Regions from separate parts of the Homo sapiens genome. Here regions 2 and 3 are each linked to region 1. The links are chromatin loops, found by intact Hi-C in ENCODE. Cell type or tissue: CD4-positive, alpha-beta T cell. All regions are shown on one strand. Region 1 overlaps APBA2 (amyloid beta precursor protein binding family A member 2). Region 2 has its middle 12 kb from the start of APBA2. Region 3 has its middle 58 kb from the start of GOLGA6L7.

Region 1 (8,000 bases):
TCTAAGATTCACCTACCAAGGGAAGAGGAAAAGCTGCTTTGCAACATTATTTAGATCCCCAGGGGAACCCCCCAGCCCCCACTGCCCAGGACAAGCCACGGAAACACAAGCAAACAACACTGTCCCAGGGCCTCAAGGCCCTACACACCGCTTTTTTCTTGATCTTAGCAGCCTTTTGCATCCTCTGACAGCATGGAAGAGAAAAGAAAAACAAGTTGGCACAGAGAGAAGGAAGGTGCGTGAGGTTATGTCACTTTGGTGGTTGATGCCCCCACTCTCAGGTCTGGTGCCTAGCAAAGCCCAGCAGGGACGGGTGGACAGCCATTGCCCACTTCAAGCACACACACTGACCAAGAGAAGCCCACACAGGTGTCCCTGGAGCGCTAGAAATGACTGCCAACCACCCCATCTATGGAGGACAGGAAAGATGCCATCAGCCGGCAGGAAGGGGAGCTGAGCTCCAGGCAGCGGAGCAAGGCAAGGGTCTGGGATGGGAGGGCCGGGCCTCTGCTGAGAGGCACTGGCCAGCAGGGCTCAGCACTGCCCTGGGTTACCTGGCTTTCTCCTGCCCACCCCGGATGGCCTCATGGTGCTTCTCTGCTTCTGTTAGAGGAGGTTGTGTATGGTGAGGGCTGGGGAGGAGGTTGCTGCCATTTCTCACCCCTGGGCTGGCGGGCCTCTGCAGATCCTGTCTTGCTCAGAGAGCTGAGACCTCAGATGGCTGCATCCCCTCCCCGCCGACCCCATTTAATTTTGCTGACGTGGCCTCATCTTCCCCTTGCCCGGCCTCACCCGATGTTCAAAACCAGACAATCCAATGAGCACTTAGAGCTACAAGCAGGTCAAAGTTTTTCTTGAGGTCCTGAATTTAAATAAAACGTGATTTATTTTTCACCCTTTCTTGAAGCACTCTGAATGGCACTAAAAATACACATACTGTTGAACTGGGATTTGGGATTGTTTGATGACTAGAATGCTTTGGAACGATGATCTTTAAAGGTCGTATTTCTGGGATTCCGTGGGCCTCTTGTTAAGGAGCTGGTTGCCTCTGCCCAGCCAGCTTTCTCCCAGCCAAGGCGCAAGCCTCCCTCAGCCTCGTTGGCACCTGGGCCGCTCCTGCCCCCTGTGCTGAGGGCTGTGCAGTCCGAGCTGGAAGAGGGCCTACGCCCCGCCATATTCCCTCCTGCTAGTGCCCCCCAAAGTGTGCGGGCATCCGCGAGGGGCCCTCGAAGCACCTCTACCTTGACCCGGCTGACGGCCTCCTGCGCTTGCATCATTCTGATGTTTTTGGAAGGGTTCCGTTCTGATAGCAGCTGGGTGGACCCCAGGTAATTGGCAGCAAAGATGATCCCGTCGATGAGGTCTTCTGGTTCGCAGGGCCCTGGAACTGAAGGAGGGCACAGAGTCAGAGTCTTCCTAGAGGAGAAGTCCCCTGAACAAAGAACTTGCATGCCTGGCCATAGCACAAGGAACACGGCAGCCAGGATGCGGGGCAAACTAGAAGGGCCCAACCATTGCCATCTGCAGCCAGCCACGGGCGGCCGGTCTGCTTCCCTCACTACCCCGTGCTGCAAGTAACTGCGCGAAATCAACACTTGGGCCAGAAAACTCTGCACAAACAGTGTCAGGAGGACAATGCCAGCATTCCAGTTGACTGTCACTCAAGATGACAATCACAGGCTGCAAATCCAGAAGGCGTCACATCCCAAACACAACAGCACTTTCCATGCCTTCCCCACAGCCCCGGAACTCATGCTGGTGACCTGAAACTGTGCCCTGGGCTTCTCCTTGGCCTGTCCTTGTGCATCTGTCCTGAGGGGCTCCTGCCTGTCTGTAGCCTCTCAGGACACCCGTGTAGCTCCTCACACCCATCACACCGCAGGCCCAGGCTTGGCAACATCATGCTTGTTCCATCTGCTGCCCCTAGACCATCGTGACCCAACAAACTTCCTGCCAGCCACAATGGAAGGTTCTATCTCTGCAGTGTCCAATACAGGATCCGCTACCCACATGTGGCTTTGAGCACTGGCACTGAGGCTCCTGCAGCTGAGGGACTGGACCCATTTCTTGTATGTAATTTTAATTAATTGAAATATAAAGAGCCACATGTTAGAGTCATATCCAACCAACCCCCAAGTCCTGTCCATGTTGCCCACAAACCAATCTTGAGTGGCTCCTATGCCAGACAATAAGGCTCCAGCTAGGGGTGGGCAAACCTTTCCTGTAAAGGGGGAGATGGTACGTGTTTTAGGCTTTGTGGTCTCTGTTGCAACTATTCACCGTTGTACCTGAGGCGTAAAGGTAGCCGTAGACAGTATGTAAAACAGGAGGTGTGGCTGTGTGCCAAGGAAACTTTATATGCAAAATCAGGGGGCCAGGAGGATTTGCGATTGGGGCTGCAGTCAGCCGACCTCTGAGCTATCCTAGACCGTGGCTTGGCTGTCCTCTCAGACCCATGTTGGCCATGTCACCTGCTTTATCCCTCCCGACTGCCCACCTCCTGGCCAGAGCCCCTTCCACTGGGGATTTTGGCCCTGGCTTCCTGGCTCCCCTCCTGCTCCAGCTGGCCCCTCCCTGAGTCCCTCCAGCATCACGGGCCCAGCCATCCTGCACTTCCCCAGCCCTCGCGCCAGCAACCTCCTGACCTCTTCCCTCCCTCAGCCAGCTGATCCCTGGTCTCACCTCTAACCCATTCTGTTGCTAAAATCATCAACTGGCCCAGCTTGGGCGCTGCCATCCACCACTTCAATAACATCCGCCCAGTATCCTCAGTTCCCTGACCCCAGTCCTGTGTATCTGCCCACAGGAGTTCAGCAAATCTCCAACCTGTTTTCTCTGGACCTGAGGCTGGAAAAAGCTGCCCAAGAGGGCAAATGAGTGCCATGATAAATGTATTATAAATTCTTGACCCCAAATGCCCCCCAAACAACCTCACAACTCTCATCTATCTCTCTGGGAAACTCAGACTCTTCCTCCATGCAAGAGTTATTCCAGACCCCTCCACTGCCTCAAACTCCTGGCTGCCCCTCCCTCACCTGCTCAGACAGACCAAGTGGGGAGCTTCGCGTTGGTGCTCAGCCCACTTGGCCCTCCTTCCTGCTTTCCTGGGCAGTAGTGGGTCTGCGTGCCCCTGGGGTCAGAGGATCACCTGTGCTCCCAGCCGTCTCTCCCCACAGGGACCCCCATCCCTCCCCTGTGCATCTAACTGAGTCCTATCAATGGGGTCCTCCCACGGCTTTTAAATATCCTCCATTCACCCCTTGCCCTGGAGCCGATAAACCTTCTCCCAGCTGGGCAGGGCTGCAGGCACCAATGTGGGGGACTGCGGGATTCAGGGGTGGCACCAGGGGAGGAACCCCTGTCCACCTGTCTCTCAGAGGGTACACCGGGATTCTCCTGTCACCAGGAGAATCAGAGGCAGCCCCACAGAGGGAACAGGACCCATCTATCCCAATGCAGTACCCCCACCATACCCTGGCGCTTCTTCAGAGTGAAGTGTGCACATCTGCCTAGCTGGGGGGCTTGGAGAGCGTGTATGACAGCCCTGGCTGCCACAGGCTCGCCAGACATGCCCTGTGCTGCCTTTTATGGCATCTGGCTGTGGGGCTGGGAAGGCTCCCAGCGCCTGAGGTAGGCCTGTTTCTACTACCTCACACCACCTTGCCGTCCCCAGTGAGCATGGCTCAACAGGCACCCCCCAGTGAAGCCCCAGTCACCCAGTGGGGCCCAATGCAGTGGCTCTCATTGACCACTAGATGGCGTCACTTTGTTCTGCAGGAAAGCTCTGGTTCTTCCAGGCGCCCCAGGTACCCCAGCCTCACAGCCCCAGCAGGTGAGCAGGGCCTTGGGCGAGTGTCCTTATGTCCCCTCTGTGGCAGGGGCTGCCTGGCACCCTGTCAGCCCCAGGCCCTGGGGAGGCTGGGAGGCCAGCCCTCCCTTTGGAATCTGACTCCTACCTTTCTAGGCACTGCCCCTTGGCTTCTCCCTCGCCAGCCCCCAGGGTGGCCCTGGTCAGTGCACCAGACCCTTCTGAGGTTCACATTTCCATGTTGACCCATGTCCTTGAGTAGATTTGGGAAAGACTGGCCTCGTCTCCCCCTGAAGTGAGCGTCAGTAGCTCTGGGGCCCATCTGGGCACAGACTGCTGTGTGTGAAGGATGCCCCATCCCAGGCAGGGGGTCACCACTGGCACCCACGGATGCCTGCTTCCGGGATGAGGCCAGTGAAGCACTCAAGGGCCTTGCTGCAACTCCAGCCACCACCCACCTCTGCCTGGGGGCCTTCCATGCCTGCCTTGCTCTTTTGTTCAGCGAGAAACAATCGAGTCCAAGGTGGCCCCAGCATCCTGCCTCCCACTCACACGCACCACGGGAGGAGAACCCAGACCCAGAGAAGAGTCCAGTGGGGGCGGCATGGTGTGGGGAGTATATCAGATTCATGGGCACAGCTCTCAACTTCCGCAGGAAACGCAGAACCCAAATCTAACAGCTTCGTTAGAAAATGAAAGCAGCTAGCCCTACATGTTTGGGTAGAAATTGCTGTTATTTTGCTCAAGTCTTGCACTGACCCTAAGCTGAGACCACCAGAGGGAGACAAAATGACAAGATAATCAAGATACAGGTTTAAAGATCTTGTCTCCCCAGAGAGTGATTTATCCTTTTCACACCGTATATCTTACTCACATAGGCATATGCACAGTGTATCTGCACAGTCTGGAGAAGAATAAGGCGCTCCAGGTTCTCCCCTGCCAGAGGAAGCCTCTGTTTGAAACACCGCTTAGGAAAACCCTAGGCCCTCTGGAGAGGGAAGGGGAGGGGAGTCCCACAGCTTCAAGCCTGAGGGTCTCCACTCCTGCCACCTTTGAAGAAAATTATCCTGAACATGGGTGGTGGACAGAGGCTTCTAAGGTGCCAGTGTGGCCCCAGGGGGTCTCATTAGCTCCAAGACCTGTCCCTGTATATCCTGGGGGTCTGGGAGGAGGTGGCTGGGTGGAGCTGGAGCACAGGTGTATGTGGGAGTGTGGGGGTGCATCCACAAGGCCCGCTGCTCTCTGCAAAGGCACGGAGTCTTGGAGTGCAGCCCTCATGCCCAACACACCAGACCTCTGTGCAACAATGGTACAGTTCCACCCAGTCCTCAACCACGCCATGAAGCAATCTCAGGGTCCCAATTTTACAAATAAGGACCATCTAAGTGGGTCACGTGGCTTTGCCCAAGTTCACTGTCATGAGTTCAGGTGCTCAGCATTTCTGAACCCACTGTATAAAGACCGGTGTTAAGACAGAAACATGGAGCTCACAGGCTACACAGTGAGGCTGACATCAGTCCCACAGCCACAGAACAAATGCATCAGGATGGGCCATGGTGAATGCTCAAAAGGGAGGCTATGGCCCTGGGAAGGAAGGGACAGGGAGGCTGCTCTGGTGAGGAATTTGGGGGTGGCTGCTGTTTAAGCTGAGGTCTGGAGGAGGAGAAGGAATCAACAAGCCATAAGGCAAAAGGAGGAGAAAGCCTCCCAGGCTGAGGCGGGAGCAGGTGCAAAGGCCCTAGGGTGCAGAGACAATGACACCTTAGAAGATCTATAGGATGTCTGGACTGCCGAGGCCTAGGGCATGGGCCAGCAGCTGAGACAAGTCGAGGGTGGGGAGGAAGCGCTGGCCAGATGTGAGGACCCTGGGGCCACGGGTGACAGGCCATAAGGACTGTCACTCCAGGGTATCCATCAGGGAAGTGGCCCAACCACTCCTTCATTAGAAATGAACTCTGGCAGAGGGGCAGGCAGCAGAGAGGAAGAAGGGAGAGCAGCTGAGAGGCTACTGTAGCCATCCCAGCACATGAGTGGTGATGATGGTACGGACAGGGTGACAACGGAAATGGAGAGACAGCAACAGATGGGGATTTAGGGGTCCATCAACAGGACGGAAAGGTGGACTGGAGTCTGAGAGAAGATGAGGACGCTAGACAATGGTTGCAGAGCTCGATGGACAGACCTGCCCCTCACTGAGAAAGGGTGCCTGGAAGAGGACTGAGCTTGGGTTGGGGATTCCAGGCAAGTTTAGTGGCAGGAGCCTGGATGCTCAGTAGGCGGCTGGACTCGGGAGTCCCGGTTAGAAAAACAGATTTGGGAATGAACCATCTGCAGGTGCCAAGTGAAGCTGCAGGCATGGATGAGTCTGCAAGGAAGGTCATGGGCAAGGGGGCAGGATGAAGCCCCAGGACTCTGCTCTGCTAAGTACCAAGAAAAGAAGGGGCTTAGAAAGGGAGGCCTGCCCATCTACACCCATGCTAGCAGGAGGCCAACTACAAGGAGACCTCGTGTATTGGGCACAGTGTCAAGGAAGTCAGTCGTGACCTCAAAGAGCTGTTTCAGAGGAACCGGGGCAGGAGCCAGAGAGGGGGCTGAGAGGTGCAGGGGAGGTGCAGACAATGAGGCTGCCACTCCCAGATTCCGGCTGTGAAAGAAAAGGGGCAGGTAGAGCGGGGTGGTGTGGATAGATGCAGGGTGGGACAGACGTGGTCAAAAGCCAGTGGAGGGGCGAGCAAAAGGGACAGGAGACAAACGACATCAGATCGTGTGAGGTTCCAAAGTGCAGACGGGACCTGGCCTCAACTGGGAGGAGGGGCTGCAGCTCTAATGGGGCAGGACAGGACTGGGAGGAGGCGAGCCACCAGATCAGCAGGAGAGCCTGCCCCCTGAAGTGCCCCCTAGGTCTGGAGTGGGGAAAGGAGGCAGGAGTGGGTGAGTATCAGAGTCGTGTAACTGGCGTCTCAAGTGAGACCTTCTGCTGCAGAGCTAAGGCGTGGCCTCCAGGCCCGACTCTCCAGTACTGCCAGGGCCTGTGCCTTGAGATGCCCCCACTGAAGGTGACCCTATAATATGGCTGATACGAAAGAGAAGACACCATCTGAAAATCACACCTATGGGACATTCACCAGGGAGTGGCCACACCTGGGCCTGCAGCACAGGCTTTGTCACTGATAAAAGGGATTTGGGGGTTCCACAGTGTTGAACTTTAGACACCCAATGAGCAAGATTAAGTCACTGGATGCTGGGAGGAAGAGAAGCCACAACAGAGAGTCAGGGAAGGAAGGTCAAAGCCAAGCTCAAGAAAACGCACAGAGTTGCCCAAGACAGATCCTAACCCTTGCAGTGGGGAGAATGACTTCCCAGAAAAAGCATAATAAATAATTTTTTTTAAAAAAAAATGGCAAAAATGGGAAAAAGCATATGCATAGGCGGTTCACTGCAGCAGCACTATTTGTAATAGCAAAAACCTGGAAACCACCCAAACACTCCTGAACAGGAGACATCTATCCACACAGTGGAGTTCTGCAGAACATCCTCTCCATGCTCCTGTGAACAGCACAGAGCTGTGGCATCACCGCCAGGGTTTAGTGTGAAGTGAAGAAGGCAAGATGGAGATATGGGAGTCTAATCCACTACCATTTACCTAAGAAAGGGGAAGACATGCTTACAATAAAAATATGTAAAATGCTCAAAATGGTTACCTATAGTGGAAGGGAAGAAATTGGGAGGTGGGGGGATAAATAGGGGAAGAAACTGACCTCTTTGCATACATCCTGTGTTGTTTATTTGAATTTCATACCATGTAATTATTTTATATAATTATAAAACAAAATTAAATGGAAAAAGCAAAGTCCAAATAACTAAGAGAAAAATGAAACCAATGAATCTAAAAGTGTATCCAGTTGTGATCTATTCCAAAATATTTTAAAACACAGTTGTCTGACTGTACATCCCTTGTGGGATGTATTCTAAACACAAAAGTAAATGCAAATAAATCATAATCTGTATCTACAATCATGTGTCCTTGGCAGTGTTTGGTATTGTTATTCTGAGACTGCTGTAAGCTTAATGGAATAAAACCAATGCAAAATTATGCTGGTGTCCTTGAGAACAGGAATTTGGGGCACAGGAAAAAGAAACTACAAATGTTAGAACCTATAAACCTGACAAAGTATCATTAGGAATCATGACG
Region 2 (8,000 bases), 220 kb after region 1:
GTGGAAGGGTGCCATAAGGAGCAGCTTCACAATGGCTAGTGCTGGGCTGCACAGTGGCTTTCAACGTTGCGGGAGCTCGCCTGATGGCCCTGGTGAGCCACACGTGGGAACTCTAAGGACAACTGCACAATGTGGCTTCTCCATGGGCGCGAGACCGTGACCTGAATGACCTCACCCCAGGCTCCCAGTTCATCTCACCTGTTCTTCAGTCCTGCTCGCGCTTGGCTTATACAAAAGACACCACGTTTCCTAGTCTCATCTGAGAACTTGGGGCCTGACCCTGTATGTCAGTGGCTCTCAACTGGGGGCGATTTTGCAATGATCTGGAAATGTCTGCAGATGTTTTAGGCTGTCACAACTTAGGGGAGTGATGCTACCAGCATCTGGTGGGTAGAGTTCAGGGATGTTGTTAAACATCCTACAATACAGAGGACAGGTGCCCACCCACTCAATGAACTGGTCTAAGCCAAGATATCATGTCAAGATGTGCTGAGATTAAGAACCACTGCCATTTTTTTTTTTGAGATGGAGTTTCACTCTTGTTGCCCGGGCAGAAGTGCAATGGCACAACCTCCACTTGCTGCAACCTCTACCTCCCAGGTTCAAGCAATTCTCCCAGATAGCTGGGATTACAGGCAAGCGCCACCACGCCTGGCTAATTTTGTATTTTCATAGTTTCACCATGTTGGCCAGGCTGGTCTTGAACTCCTGACCTCAGGTGATCCTCCCAACTTGGCCTCCCAAAGTGCTGGGATTACAGGCGTGAGCCACTGCACCCAGCTCCACTGCCATAGTATCTTCAAATATGTCCATTTATTTACATGGAAGAAAGTCTTTTTTTTTTTTTTTTTTGAGATGGTGTCTCACTCTGCCGCCCAGGCTGGAGTGCAGTGGTGCCATCTTGGCTCACTGCAAGCTCCACCTCCTGGGTTCACGCCATTCTCCTGCCTCAGCGTCCCAAGTAGCTGGGACTGCAGATGCCCACCACCAAGCCCGGCTAACTTTTTTTTTGTATTTTTAGTAGAGACAGGGTTTCACCATGTTAGCCAGGATGGTCTCGATCTCCTGAACTTGTGATCCGTCCGCCTTGGCCTCCCAAAGTGCTGGGATTACAGGCGTGAGTCACCGCACCAGGCCAGAAAGTCCAAATATATAAAAGTTAATCACACGTAGTGAACGACTTAGAACGAGAAAAAAACATTGCTATATTTCCACAGTATGGGACGACAGAGACCCAGGTAGTGATGGGGCTGTGGCCCTAGCCTTGGGGGTCCAGCCAGAGACTCTGCAGGAAGCCCACCCTGGATGAGGCAGGGCTCCCATGCAGTCTGCCCAGTCGTCCTGCGCCGCTGCTCCTGAGCAGAGTAGGCACCTGTAAGTCATATCCGCCATCCCATGCCTATCCTCCCTCTCGGTACCCCCAACCCAGGCCTGGAGAGGATCATCCCAGATCCAACAGCAGATGCTGTCCCCCACCGGGAAAAGGAGAGGGCTCAGGGGACGTGCATGCACTCTTCTCCCAGGGGCATAGTTGAGTGCCTGATCCACTGGGCGAGGCCCAGGGCCTCTGCCTGGCCAGGCCTGAGGGACTGCAGTGCTGGGTGACAAGGACAACCCTGATGCCTGCATTAGGGCAGATGACAGATAGGTGGTTACCCGGTGAAGAGAAAAGCTGCAGGGAGGGCTTCCTGGAGGAAGTGTGCAGGCTCTCAATGTGGAGCCCACCCCTCCTGCTCCTCCTCCACTGCCCTGTCCTGGGCTCTGTGCCTCCACCTCCTCCCCAGTGCCCCCCCCTCCACCCTCACCCTGCACCAATGACCACACTGGGTCTGGGCTCATCTCCCTGGGTCTGACTGCCTGTCTTGAAAGCATTCCTGGAACCCTTTACACAGAATTTAGTGACCCCAGGAAGCCGTCTTAGAGTTTCCAGAGCGAAGGATTTGCGGCATTGTTCCCCTGCAGCGGGGTTGCTTTCTCTCTGCTGTGGTCTCTTTGATGCTTTCTCAAAGATGCTTTTGTCAAAGCCACCCCCCACAGAAAGCCAGGCCTTGGAGGCTGGGAGTTCCAAATGGGCCAGCAGTGGCGCTCCCCACCACCCTAGGCTCCGAGGCAGGGGAGGGAGGCCAGTGGCCCTGCTCCCCACTGCTCCGTGAGGTCCCCGCTCACAGCCTTCTCAGTGCCGGGAGCTGTTGCCCTAAGCGTGCTTCCCACGGGGCCCTCGGCTCTCCAGGAAATCCTTCACTGACTGCCAACCCACTGGGCCCAGTCCTGAGGGCTGCGTGCTCATGCCAGCCTGCACTGGCCTCCCTGGCTTTTACCACAGCTTGCAATCCTTTATTTGCATGATTAGCAATTCTCTCTCTCTCTCTCTCCCTCCTTCAGAGGGACTGTACCTGCTTGGACCCCCCACCCCACGCATCACAGCTCATGCCACGATGCCCAGATATGAGGAGGCCCTAAGTATAGGTTCTGATGACTGAATGAATGAATGAAGAAAAATATTTCAGAAGCACTTCAAGGCCTTCTTGTTCCCAAAGATCTGTCTTATCAGCCTTGCATAGTGCCTTCAATTCCCACCGCTGATAATCTGTTTAGAGAAGGCATTGTGTCCAGCTGGGCCCTTCCATCATGGATCATAGGTTGATTCATAAGCTCAGTGGGAACCCAGGGGCTTCAGCAAAGATTGGCAGAGAGGACAGAAGATGGGGCAGGGACTGGGGACAGGTGAAGAGTTCAGACCCAGACTTGGTGCTGCACTGCAGGGCTTCACCCGACTCCAAGCTGTCAGCCTCTCCTGGGGAACTGGATGGGGGCGGGGACTGACTCCAGGCTGGGGTCTCACCAACTTCCCAGGCAGCAGGAATACTGGAAGAGTCTATCCCAGGCCTCATTTATTTTGCTGTGAAGGCATTCACCTTATGCATGTGCCTTAGAAATAGGCCTTCCCAGGCATGTTGGGATGAGATCGTTCTCATAGGTGTGGAGGCAGCAAGAGAGAGGACATGGGAAGAACGAGCCTCACCTTGTGAGTTCCAGATGCCTTCAAGTCACAGACACATGCTTCCTCTGGCAGGAGGCGCTGGGGAAAGGGTGGAGTCTTTTGAGTTGTCTGAAGCTCATTCTAATTATTGGTCCCCCCCAACCCGACTGTTACTGAGCGACACCTTTTCAGAGGTGCTGGAGGTGTCAGTTCAACCACTGCAATAGGACCACTCAGGATCAAGTTTTCTTTTCTTTTTTTTTTTTGATGGAGTCTCCCTCTGTCACCCAGGCTGGAGTGCAGTGGCACGATCTCAGCTCACTGCAAGCTCCGCCTCCCAAGTTCACGCCATTCTCCTGCCTCAGCTTCCCGAGTAGCTGGGACTACAGGCACCCGCCACCACACCTGGCTAATTTTATGTATTTTTTTTTAGTAGAGACAGGGTTTCACCGTGTTAGCCAGGATGGTCTCGATCTCCTGACCTCGTGATCCTCCTGCTTCGGCCTCCCAAAGTGCTGGGATTACAGGTGTGAGCCACCATGCCAGGCCAGGATCAAGTTTTCAATTGAGAATCTGTCGCTATTTTAATCCTGTACATAACCACAGGGTTGTATTATGCTTGGGAATATTTTGTGCATTTAGGAGACCAAGTCAGAAATTTTATGTAAAGACACATGCAGGCCAGGCGCAGTGGCTCATACCTGTAATCCCAGCACTTTGGGAGGCCGAGGCAGGTGGATCACAAGGTCAGGAGATTGAGACCATCCTGGCTAACAGAGTGAAACCCCGTGTCTACTAAAAATAGAAAAAGAAATTAGCCGGACGTGGTGGCGGACACCTGTAGTCCCAGCTACTCAGGAGGCTGAGGCAGGAGAACGGTGTGAACCTGGGAGGTGGAGCTTGCAGCGAGCCGAGATGGTGCCACTGCACTCCAGCCTGGGCGACAGAGTGAGACTCCGTCTCAAAAAATAATAACAATAATAAAAATAAAGACACGTGCTAACTACTACTCGGCTCAGGAGAGTCCAGGTTGTGCCATATGTCATCAATTTTAAGACACTCTATGTTTTACATTTTAGCACCTGCTGAATTGTGTCCACACACACACACACACACACACACAAATCAAAGTCCTAACCCTCCAGTAGCTGTGAATGTGGCCTTGTTTGCAGAGAAGGTCTTTGTAGATGATTGAGTGAAGTTGAGGTCATGAGAGTGGGTTCTCATGCAATCTGCCTGGCATGCTTATAAAAAGGAGAAATTTGAACACACAGAGACAGTTGCACGAAGAAAAAACAGAGTGGACACATGCAGGGAGAATGCTGTCTACCAGCCAAAGAACTTCTGCAGCTACCGGAAACCAGGAGAGGGGCCTGGAGCAGAGTCTCCCCGCAGGCCTCAGAAGGAACCAACCCTGTCTGCACCTTGATCTCAGGTTTCCAGCCTCCAGGACTGTGAGATAATAAACATGTGCTGTTCAAGCCCGCAGTTCACAGTACTTTGTTCTGGCAGCCCCAGAAAACCAGACAACATCTCTGAAACGAAGGCACCAGCACCACCTGGCAGCCGACATCAGTGTTGCCTGCCCCATCCTGTGGGCACCCTCTGCCAGCTTTTCTTCCAGGCCTGTACCTCCACTCTCCTTGGATAATTACCCCTCACACGACTGCAGTGGCTCCACCCTCACCAGCAGAACGCTGGCATTTCCTGGGAGTATACAGCTCCTTTGCCCCCAGGCCTGGAATGGGAGGAGGAACATGGAAGCCTTCTTACCCTGAGGTGGGACAAGCGCTGAGCAGTCACTGACTCCGGAGCTCCCCAGGGGATCAAGCAAGGCTGGGAATCGCACCTTCCTCAGTCTCTTCTACCATCTGTCCTGCTTCTCTAGGGAGTTACTTGCACTGGGATGTTTATCTCTGGTTCTGCTTCTAGGGCACCAGACAGACCCAAGAACCTTGGTAAGGAAGTGGCCTGTGAGGCTGACTCTGAGGCTGGGATTCTAGAGACAGGTGACTCGCCAGGCAGAGGGCAGGAAGGCCTGAGTCCCAGCAGTGAGTGGAGGGCCGAGACTCCAGCACGCTCCCCTGGCTGCAGCTCTGCCAAGCTGGAAGCCAAGTGGAAGGGCATGCCCTGAATGGGGCAATATTTCTGATGATTGAAGCCAGGAGGGAGGTGAGAGAACAGCATAGGCTCAGGTTGATTGACAACCCACTGAAGGCACATGGCTGCATGTGAACTCCTACAGCTGGAGGAGGAGACCTGGCCCAGGTCATGTGAAGAGAAGCAGGACTTCAGCGATGGCCAGATACACGGCCTCAGCACTCTCCCATGCCAGTCAGGACTCTGATAGGGAAGAAGTGGAGCCTCCTTTCGGGGGGGCCCTGAAAGACAGTGGAGAAATAGAATCCTCCCATGGGCAGAGCCTCAGGCAGAGCGCCTGGTCAGTCACTTTGAATGGAGTGAGGAATGGCCCAAGATTAGCTATATTTATGGGCAATAGCAAATAGCTTGGCTGCTTAGTCAGGGTCTAAGGAATAAGGCTGGACATTTTTGACAAGGTGGCCACATGTGGACGGACCCCTGGGAGTGAGCACCACGTAAAAGGTCGTGATATTGCACATCAATGCCCACCAGAGAAGAAACATGAAACCACCAACCAGGCAGGCAAGAGGACTCATCGGGTCAATGTCTACCAATGCCTCCCCCTCAGGCAGCCCAAGGCTTGCACAAGGGGCCTGTGAAGAGTGGCCATGGTGGCAGAGAAGGAGGCTATGGATGTCCCAACAGCATGGACTTCCTCCCACCAAAGCTGAGCCAGGACTATCACTGCAGAATGTCCGATCTGTCAGCATCACAGACCGTGCTGAGCCCCTGTCAGCCACCACCCCTCAAAACCACCAACCAGCCTGCTTAGTCCATGTGGGGTGCTGTAACAAGCTATCATAAACTGAGTGGTTTCTAAACAAGAGAAATGTATTTCTCACAGTTCTGGAGGCTGGGAAGTCCAAGGCCAAGGTGCTGGCACATCCAGTGCCTGGTGAGTTCTTGATTTCTATTCATAGATGGCGCCTTCTAGCCATCCCCTCACATGTTAGAGAGGCAAGCCAGCTCTCTGAGGCCTCTGTTGTAAGGACACGAATCCCATTCATGAGGCCTCCACCATCAAGACCTAATCAAGTCCTGAATGCCCAACCTCATAAACACCATCATATTGGGAATTAGGTTTCAACATGCAAACTTTTTGGAGACACAAACGTTCAGACCATAGCACACTCAATGGCAAAACAATTACACGAGACCTCTTCAGCTTTGAAAATTACAATTCACCCTGATTGGGGTCGCCATATATTCCAGAAATAGATTTGCATTTTTTGCCAGGACCACTAGTTAAGGATTTACCAACGTGGGATCCTCGGACCCATGACTGCCTTTCTGGCAAGGGCAGCGTAGCAATGGGAACGTGGCCATAAGGTCCACACCCATGCTCCCGCCAGATTCCACACCAGCCAGAAGTTTCTGGCCTGATGGAGCGTAGGCTTAGCCTTCTGAAGTGACAGGCTGGCTGTGTCTGTATCCAAATTTCTTTTTTTACATAAGGACATCAGTCATTGGCTTAGAGCCCATCTAAATGACCTTATTTTAACTTGATCGCCACTGTAAAGACCCTATCTCTGAGATACTGGGAGTTAAGACTTCAACATAAGAATATTTATAGGGACAAAACTTAACCTGTAACATGGAGGGAGTTGTTCAATATATCATTTATAGCCTCAGGACCAACTGCAGCCACAGGTCTGAAGCTCATCCCACGAAGCCTCCCAAGCTAGATTTTCCCCATAGACAATGACTGTTTGTATATAATGAATTAATAACAACAAGAGGTTAAGGCTGGCATCTTCCCCACTTAATCATTGGACATCCATGCCCATAAGTCACTGAACATCTGAGATAATTTGGGCAAATGATTGAGCTATTCCGAGAGAAGGGCTATTCAGGACTTCTACTCAGAGTGCCACTTCCTGGTATGTGACAGATGGCAGAAGACACGACTCCTGGAGAGGAGTTGAGGCAAGACTTCCCTGGAGCCATCTCCTAGGTTCTAGGGGAAGGTGAGTGTATCAGTATCCTGCCGCTGCTATAACAAATCACCACAAACTCCAGGGCTTAAAACACAAATGGATCAGTCCACAGTTCTATGGGTTAGAAGTGTGACATGGGTCTCAATAGACTAAAACCAAGGTGATGGCAGGACTCTCTTCCTTGTGGAGGCTCTAGGAGAGATGACTTCCTCACCCTTTCCAGCTTCTTCTTTTTTTTCTTTTTTCTTTTATTTTTTTTTGAGACAGAGTCTCACACTGTCACCCAGGCTGGAGTGCAGTGGCGCTATCTCGGCTCACTGCAAGCTCTGCCTTCCAGGTTCACGCCATTCTCCTGCCTCAGCCTCTCGAGTAGCTGGGACTACAGGCGCCTGCCAATGTGCCCAGCTAATTTTTTCGTATTTTTAGTAGAGACGGGGTTTCACCGTGTTAGCCAGGATGGTCTCGATCTCCTGACCTCGTGATCCACCCGCCTCGGCCTCCCAAAGTGCTGGGATTACAGGTGTGAGCCACCACATGCAGCCACCTTTTCCAGCTTCTAGAGGCTGTCCACATTCATCTGAGTAGACGCAGGTGGAGTTGCGAATCTTGAACCCTGAGCCTGTCTGAACCCACGTCTTTGCTTTGCTGGTGGAAACTGCCAGCTCTCCCATATCTAAAGAGCTTAAATACTTAAATACAGCTCTTACTTAAATACCCTGTGGTTGCTCTCCTCCCTGGACCAGGTCTGAGAGTGGGCAGCGTCACTATTGAGATGGTTCCCCTGGTTTCATGGATGATGGTGGAATTCCACAACGGCAGGTAGCAGTTCTGAACCACCAAAGACAAGGGGGTGTATTCGTTGTAATGGGCAGGAAGACAGAGATCACCAGAACGCTTTGACCCACATGACCTTTGCCAGTTGCTAATGGGCCTCAAGGAAT
Region 3 (8,000 bases), 300 kb after region 1:
TCAATAATCCAGACATGACTTAACTGAATAGACTGACCAAAACTAAGATAAGTATTTATTCTCAAATTAAACATAATGCATTATTAATAAGGCTCTCCAGAATTTTTCTCAGCACTTTTCAGTATTCTGAAAGGACTCAATACTGCTACTTATATTTTTCTAAGTACAAAAATATTAGAATCCAATCTTCTTACGTCTTTCCATTGACCCAAGCTATTACAATACTTCCCCAACTGAAGTCCATCTGAAAACCTATCCTGTTTTAAGGTAATGAATCACAATTATTCAAGGTGAGAGAAACTGCAGGGGGCAGTATAAGCATGATTTCCAACATAATTCTTAAGATTTAGGAAAATTCTTCCTGTTAGTGTAAGCTTAACCTTAAACTATTAACATGTATTTCAATCAAAGAGTCCATAGAAAAGTTAATTGTTAAAGATAATTGAAATTCTTCCACAAATTTAATAATCAAAAGTTGAGGCCAGGCACAGTGGCTCTCACCTGTAATCGCAGCACTTTGGGAGGCCGAGGTAGGTGGATCACCTGAGCTCAGGAGTTCAAGACCACCCTGGTCAACATGGTGAAACCCCATCTCTACTAAAAAAAAAAAAAAATACAAAAATTAGCTGGGTGTGGTGGTGCATGCCTGTAGTCCCAGCTACATGGGAAGCTGAGGCACAAGAATCACTTCAGCCTGGGAGGCAGAGGTTGCAGTGAGCCAAGATCGCACCACTGCACTCCAGCTTGGGCTACAGAGTGAGAATCCATCTCAAAAATATATATATATATAAAATAAAATAACTAAAAGTTGAGGTGTGGGATGCTCTAAAGTCACTTGGGGAAGAATTCTATGCTACCATTATCCTTATGACTTATTCCAATCAAAAATAATAGAACAAGAAATTTTTTTCCTTTAAATTCATATCCACACTCTTAAAAAAACACAAGTTATCCAAAACTATAAGTCCACTTACTCAGGAGAAACTCATTATTTCAAAATGTATTCTTATCATTTTTAAGTATAAATAAGTAAATCCCTTAAAAGTCAGATTCAACACTAGGGGAAAATAGAATGAAATATTAAACATGATATATAAGTATGACTTAGGAAAATTAAAGTTATTCTAAGATAAAAAGAGAAACTTAATTTTATTCAGTTTTGCATTCATGGTTGCCATTCTAGTATATTCTCCAGCTACTCAATAACCTTCTTTCCCAAACCTATGCTGATTCCATGCAAGTAATTTCCAACTAACAATTGAATTAGTTAAGTTAGATGAAGCCCTCTTTGTGTGTCTGTTTTGAGTAAAGGTAACATTTGGTGGTAAATACATCTATCTTCTTTCTTATGTCATTTTTCTCCTCTGATCCTCAACATATAATTAAACTTTCTTTGATGCTGTAAAACTTGTCATTAATAGTTACCATAAATATTCATCTCATACATACCACTTCCAAAGCACCTCATAACTGTAATAATTGCTAACAGTTATGGGTGCTTACTACGTACCACACACTGTTCTAAGAGACTGTCCTGTATTAGTCATATATGAACTCAGTTAATCTTCACAACTCTGTGAAGTGGGAATTATTATCCTCATAAATAGGGAAACTGAGTCAAGGACAGACTGTGCCACACCCATGGACACATGGCTAATGACTGGTAGAGCTGGCATGAAATGTATCAGTCATATTAGGAGGGCATCACACATCCCCATGTAAGATTCAATAGAACTAGGTGCTCACCATATTCTTTCACCTTCCTTGACTACATTAGGACCAATCTGACATTACCAAGAGAAATTAAAATCTACAAAGCATGATCAAAAGCTCAGGTCCACAATTAAGCATGAGAATATACAGAAAACACGGCTAGGACTTTTGGTAAACACCTGGGCAATTTTCACAAGGAAAGGCATGAAAGGGTGCGTGCCCTGGTATGAGCGCCTGAATACAAGGGCCACAACCCAGTCAACCTGGAAATGTCGCCTTTAACTATCATCTCCTCCCTCAAACTCATCATTGTTTCGTCATCATGTCTTACTTGATTCCCTAAGGAGTATTCTCAACCAGAAAAATATTTTTCACGATAATCCTCTCAACTGATAGATACAAATCTATCTTCTCCAAGTTCGAGCAGCAAGTCAATCTTCTGAAGACCTCAATATCCCCTGCACAAATTCATCAAGGGTCCAAATCAAGAGAACTGAGAGGACCTCACTCTAGAGTATAAAAAATTATGGCAAACGTGAGAGCCTCCCCACTCAATTATTCGATGTCCACAGTAAACTGGGGACAAACCTAACCATAACACTGGGACAAGGCACACTTCACAGCACACAATTTCAGGGTATATATCTAACTGTTAGGTTCGTGAAGAATCTTCCCCTTCTACTTTAGGCACTTCTAGACAGTTGGAATTTATTTTTAAACAACAGAACATACATCACTTTTTGGGGGTTAACTTCAAGGATTTTCCTACTGAAAATGAGAAACTTCAGTATCCAGTCACTAACTTTTGTATTCATGAATCTCACAAAAAAAAAAAAATCAAGAAAAGGAAGGAATTTAACCAACTTTCATATTACTCAGAAAAGTCACCAATGAAAACAACAATATCATAGGCTTCTTCATAACTGTGCTAATATTGGTGGGCAACACTGGTCATATAATTTATGGTTGACTAACTCAACAGTTTCATGTCATTTAAGAACAATAAAGATAAACTCACAAGTATTTTCAATAAAACAGAGAAAAGAAATACCTCAAGTTCCACCAGTGCTGCAGTGACTGCGTCAGTTGCAAGAGCACCCGCCTGCAGCTTTTCAATTGCCTATGAAACCAAGGGGAGAGATTATTCATTGCAAAATCACAACTTCCCAAACTTTCCAAAAGCTTAAAGAAGTATGGGAGACACTTAGATTAATAAAAATTGACCACTAGTTCCATTCCATACTTTAAGACATAAACTACTCAGATTAAAAACAAGCAAGTGTTTATATTCAGGTTAATTGGTAATATGGCTCACTTAATATTATTCAAATTAAAACAATAACATCTAGCTATTAAATGAAAAGTACAAGGAATTTAGTAAGCTTAATTCATTGTAAGGCTATTCAAAATAGCCACAGAAATTGTATGACCCAGTTTGGTTCAAATATCCTGACAATTCGTATTTTATATAGATAACTAAATCTCAAACGAATCATTTCTCCTCCCCGTTAATACTCTCCATACCTAAAAAGAAGTGACTCTGAGTCACAGGGGCGCCGGAATCTGAGGATAAAAGCACACATTTGACAAAAACATTTTGGATACTATAATGTAAATTCTAAATCAAGATGTAACATATTATTTTGTAATATAAACTACACAGAATAAAGGTCTATAAAATCACCTGGCCTTGAGCATAAATTAGGAGAGGAAAAGAGAGAGAAGGAAAAGTCATTTATAAATGATTTATTAACATTTCAATTTAGTCAACAAAGAGAAAGCTCAAAAACTAAGAACTGTATTCCTAATTAAACTTTTAAGAAGTGTATTCATTGGAAATATTAAAGAGGCTAAATATACAATTCAAATGTATTAAATTTCTAAGACTATAGTTACATAAAATTTATTTTCAGATGATAGAAAAATTTCACACTTTGAAAAATAAGAAAAAATATAAAACAGCTTAGAGAACTTTTAGCTTTATTGTTATAAATTTCAAAAGAACAAAATCCCTGTAACAAAATATTCTTATTTATAGGGCTTCATTCATAAGAAAAAGCTTGAATCTCTGATAAAGTATAATCTTTTTAATGTTATGTAAATATCAACGAAAAGAGCAGAGAGAGACGCATATTTACTCGATATACAATATTCAACTAGATCCTATTTGCATAAAAAGTAATGGAAGGTTTGCCTACAAGACTAGTAAGAATCAAAATAAAAAACATTTCTTCTGAGTCCATTCCTGTCCCCACATTAAATATTCAACAGTTTAGCAAAACCTCAAAAACCAATGGGAAAAAAGCACAACTGAGTACAAGGGCAAAGCTGAACTCTGGAATGACAATGAACTTGCTATGATACAAACTACGTGATGAAAAACAGAATGAAAAAGTATAGGACAATCTCTCTTAAAAAAGCACCCATTTTAATTTTTTTATTTATTTTTTTCCCTTCATGGAAAAACACACTGACTGCCTTCAAGCTGTTTTCTCTATCCTTCTGTCTACAGAAGTTCAACATCGTTGCAAAGATTAAAAGAGATATGATTGTGTGCCCACAATTACAAAAATACAGACTTTAATCTGGGACGTGGGGAAAGAGCTAAGCATCATGTGGAGAAAGACACAAAACAACACAAAACGATCCCCTACAAAAACAAGCAAAATAATTTTGTAGTCCAAACCGGAAGACTGCCCTAGAAATGAAACTTTTAAATGTTGAATTTCTTTTTTTTTTTTTTTTTTTTGGAGTTGCATACATTTTTTTAATCCAAAGAAGTCAGCCTCCTAAGTATTGCTTAAACAGGTTTATCAGAATTAAGTAGGCACGACACTCATACTTTCAGAAAAGCATTTGCAGCCAGGGGAGTAACGTGGCACTCACCAGCATGATATCTGTTTTGCCAACTTGCTGAGGAACGAGTAACCTGAAATGAAGAAGCGAGAATCTCATCCTCAGCCCCCCAACAGCTTCCTCAGCTTCTTTTTATTCTGAGTCACTCCCTGAAACAGTCGCTGCATCTAAGACCAGCCTCGGGCTAAACCCAGCTGGCCTGAAGGCTCAACTCACATCAAACAGAGCTGGGAGTTGCTTTTGCGTGTGTCCGCAGTTTGAAGTGTCCTCTCCGAAGGTGAAGTGGAGGAAGCAGGTGCGCTCTGGGATGAAGTGCAGGGAGGCAAACTCTGGCTGGGTTCCTGTAAACATCCATGGCAGTTGCAAATAATGAGAAGCCGAGGCCAGGCCATCGGTGTGACGCTGCAGGCAGATGAGGTCTTGGGACGCCCCTTGCGTTCCCCCTTCTGTGGGAGCAGGTGCCTTCCCAATCTCAGCACTCAGTCCCAATCTCTCTTCCACTCTCCTGGGTCCAAACAGGAACCTCTCTGTTGGCACGAAGCTTTTGAGGGTAGCAGGCAGGCCTCGGAGGCAGGGGAGGGTCTCCTCCTGGGGAACCATCCCCGTCCAGATGGTGCCCCCAACCAGCTGCTGCGGCGCCATGATCTGGGCGGCTGGTCCAGGGCGTGGGTTGCGGATCGTGGAGGGAAGAGGGGAACGGCAGTCGAGACCCTACTCCAAGTACCCATCAAAGACGTCGAGCTCCGAGTCAGCATCGTAAAGGCCCGAGCCGGGGTCGGAGAGCACGCCGAGGTCCACGAGCGCCTGGTCCATGTCCTCGAACAGGAAGACGAGGCCCACGTTGAGGACGATGTACTCCATGAGGAAGGCGTAGTACAGGATCAGCACATTGACGAAGAACAGGCCCACGTAGAACATAGAGGGCAGCAGCGGCGGCGGCACGTAGGGGACCAGGGGGCCCAGTGCGTCCAGGTGGGCCGCGACCCGGGCGCCGAGCATGCAGCCGGTGGCAAGGGCGGCGGCGGCCCGGCGATCCCGGCGAACTCAGCCGCTGTGGCGCCCGGGCCGCCGGCGAGGGCACAGCGCAGCCATCCAGGGGTACCCTGGAGCCCGACAGAAGCAGGGCCGGGCTCCAGATGTCCCCTGGCAAATGCGCCCCGACCCCCGAAATGCGCCGGGCGGGTCACCGCACCCCGAGATGTGCCCCCAAGGCTCTTTCGACCGCCCTGAAGTGGCGGGCCCCCCTGAAGTGGCCGGCGGCTGCCCGGCTCCCTCGAGGCGCCTCCCTGGCGCTCGCAGGGCCTCGCAGAGCCGGCGGGGATCCCACCGCGGCTCAGTGTCTAGGGCCGGTCCCGGCAGCCCTCTCTCCCGCCCGGCCCCGCAGGTCCTAGCGTCGCCCTCCCCCCCGCGCCCCTGCAGGCCCAGCACCCATGGCTGCGGCCGCGGCGTCGCCCTCCGAGTCGCGCTCAGAGCCACTGCTTTATGTTCAAAACTGAAAAGCATAGATGATACACATTGCGTTGATACTCTCTGACAAGCTCGTTTGCATACATGTTTATATTCCTTGGCTTTGGATTCAGAATGATAAACTGCACCTATAGTAGAAAATAAAATCCAGTTGTTAATTGTTAAAATATCAAGAGACCTTGCTTATGTTATATAAATACTCCAATAAACTGATGCTGTCCTAGTAAAAAACAAAACTATTGCCCTAACTGTATGGAGTTTTATGATTTCTTTCTCCAATGTAAGCCTTTTTAATACCATGCCTTATCTCCGTTTTCAAAAGCTCTTTTCCTGCCAAAAGCCCTAAAAATAGCTCATGTCCCCAGAGGCTTCACCAAGGTCACCTCCCCTCTTCTTTTCAAGAAGCTTTTTCCAAATCAGGAGTTCTTTTGATCTGGAGCTAACAACCCAGAAGGTGTCAGGGACAGGGTCCCTCCAGGTTCCTCTCTGCTGAAAGCCCCTGCCATTTGGGAAGTTACTGTTTCAAATCCAGAATTCATAAGAATAATTCAGAAAGCTGGATTGCTTCTGAACAACATTGGAAGTTGAGGCATCTTACATCTCACATGTCCACAACCACCACCAATTGCACCATTCCTAACCAAACACTTCACGTCCTCTCAATAAAGTTGCTAGATTAGTCTCATTTCTTAAAAAGCTGTTTTTTGACAAAATGGGAGAAAATTTTCGCAACCTACTCATCTCACAAAGGACTAATATCCAGAATCTACAATGAACTCCAACAAATTTACAAGAAAAATACAAGCAACCCCATCAAAAAGTGGGCAAAGGATATGAACAGACACTTCTCAAAAGAAGACATTTATGCAGCCAAAAAGCACATGAAGAAATGCTCATCATCACTGGCCATCAGAGAAATGCAAATCAAAACCACAATGAGATACCATCTCACACCAGTTAGAATGGCGATCATTAAAAAGTCAGGAAACAACAGGTGCTGGAGAGGATGTGGAGAAATAGGAACACTTTTACACTGTTGGTGGGACTGTAAACTAGTTCAACCACTGTGGAAGTCAGTGTGTCTAGATCCTCAGGGATCTAGAACTAGAAATACCATTTGACCCAGCCATCCCATTACTGGGTATATACCCAAAGGACTATAAATCATGCTGCTATAAAGACACATGCACACATATGTTTATTGCGGCATTATTCACAATAGCAAAGACTTGGAACCAACCCAAATGTCTAACAATGATAGACTGGATTAAGAAAAGGTGGCATATATACACCAACGAATGCTATGCAGCCATAAAAAAATGATGAGTTCACGTCCTTTGTAGGGACATGGATGAAACTGGAAACCATCATTCTCAGCAAACTATCGCAAGGACAAAAAAACAAACACCGCATGTTCTCACTCATAGGTGGGAATTGAAGAATGAGAACACATAGACACAGGAAGGGGAACATCACACACCGGGGACTGTTGTGGGGTGGGGGGAGGGGGAGGGATAGCATTAGGAGGTATACCTAATGCTAAATGACAAGTGAATGGGTGCAGCACACCAACATGGCACATGTATACATATGGAACTAACCTGTACTTTGTGCACATCTACCCTAAAACTTAAAGTATAAGAATAATAAAATTTTTTTAAAAAGTTGCTTTTTGGTAGTTTATATGTAACACTGTAGTTCTATATGTACTTGCAAATAGCTATAGTACCAGTAAAAAATGTGATAAAATGAAACTCACATATGCCAAAAATACTTTGATTTAGCGCTTCATTAAGTGCATGATTATCTGCATCTTTTGATTTACCTATCTTTACAATTTTCAGCTGAGATACTTAGAGGTCACATAGTAAATTAAGGTTTTCTTTTTTTAAAATAATCTCCATCTTTCTAAATTTGGTGAGTCCAGTAAGTTATTTTTGAGATGTTGAAATCTGTGGCTTTGT

What was found. Peaks named below come from ENCODE experiments on the same cell type or tissue, not always from the same donor. Only the 100,000 strongest peaks of a DNase experiment are listed, where the experiment ranks them.
Region 2: a loop joins it to region 1, with 18 times the contacts of the local background. A loop is called at or near these places in 24 of 110 quality-filtered maps.
Region 3: a loop joins it to region 1, with 2.1 times the contacts of the local background. A loop is called at or near these places in 5 of 110 quality-filtered maps.

What each region holds. Positions count from the first base shown.
Region 1 is chr15:29,086,462-29,094,461 of GRCh38, reverse strand. APBA2 (amyloid beta precursor protein binding family A member 2) reads right to left here. Exons shown (of 15, transcript NM_001353788.2): 7 at 1,242-1,387; 8 at 149-184. Among named protein-coding and RNA genes, the nearest start is that of NSMCE3, 180 kb to the left of the region's middle. RefSeq lists an enhancer at 6,627-7,128. In CD4-positive, alpha-beta T cell, a CTCF peak has its summit at 3,744 (motif pointing right); DNase peaks (open chromatin) are centred at 3,751 and 4,531; H3K4me3 peaks cover 946 bases; H3K27ac peaks cover 588 bases.
Region 2 is chr15:28,870,463-28,878,462 of GRCh38, reverse strand. No RefSeq gene overlaps it. Among named protein-coding and RNA genes, the nearest start is that of APBA2, 12 kb to the left of the region's middle. RefSeq lists enhancers at 762-1,382, 1,383-2,003, 2,004-2,624, 2,625-3,246. In CD4-positive, alpha-beta T cell, CTCF peaks have their summits at 4,363 and 4,564; a DNase peak (open chromatin) is centred at 4,532.
Region 3 is chr15:28,786,767-28,794,766 of GRCh38, reverse strand. It overlaps the pseudogene LOC100289656 and the pseudogene PDCD6IPP2. Among named protein-coding and RNA genes, the nearest start is that of GOLGA6L7, 58 kb to the left of the region's middle. In CD4-positive, alpha-beta T cell, CTCF peaks have their summits at 173, 405 and 4,964; no DNase peak of the experiment used is centred here; H3K27me3 peaks cover 429 bases.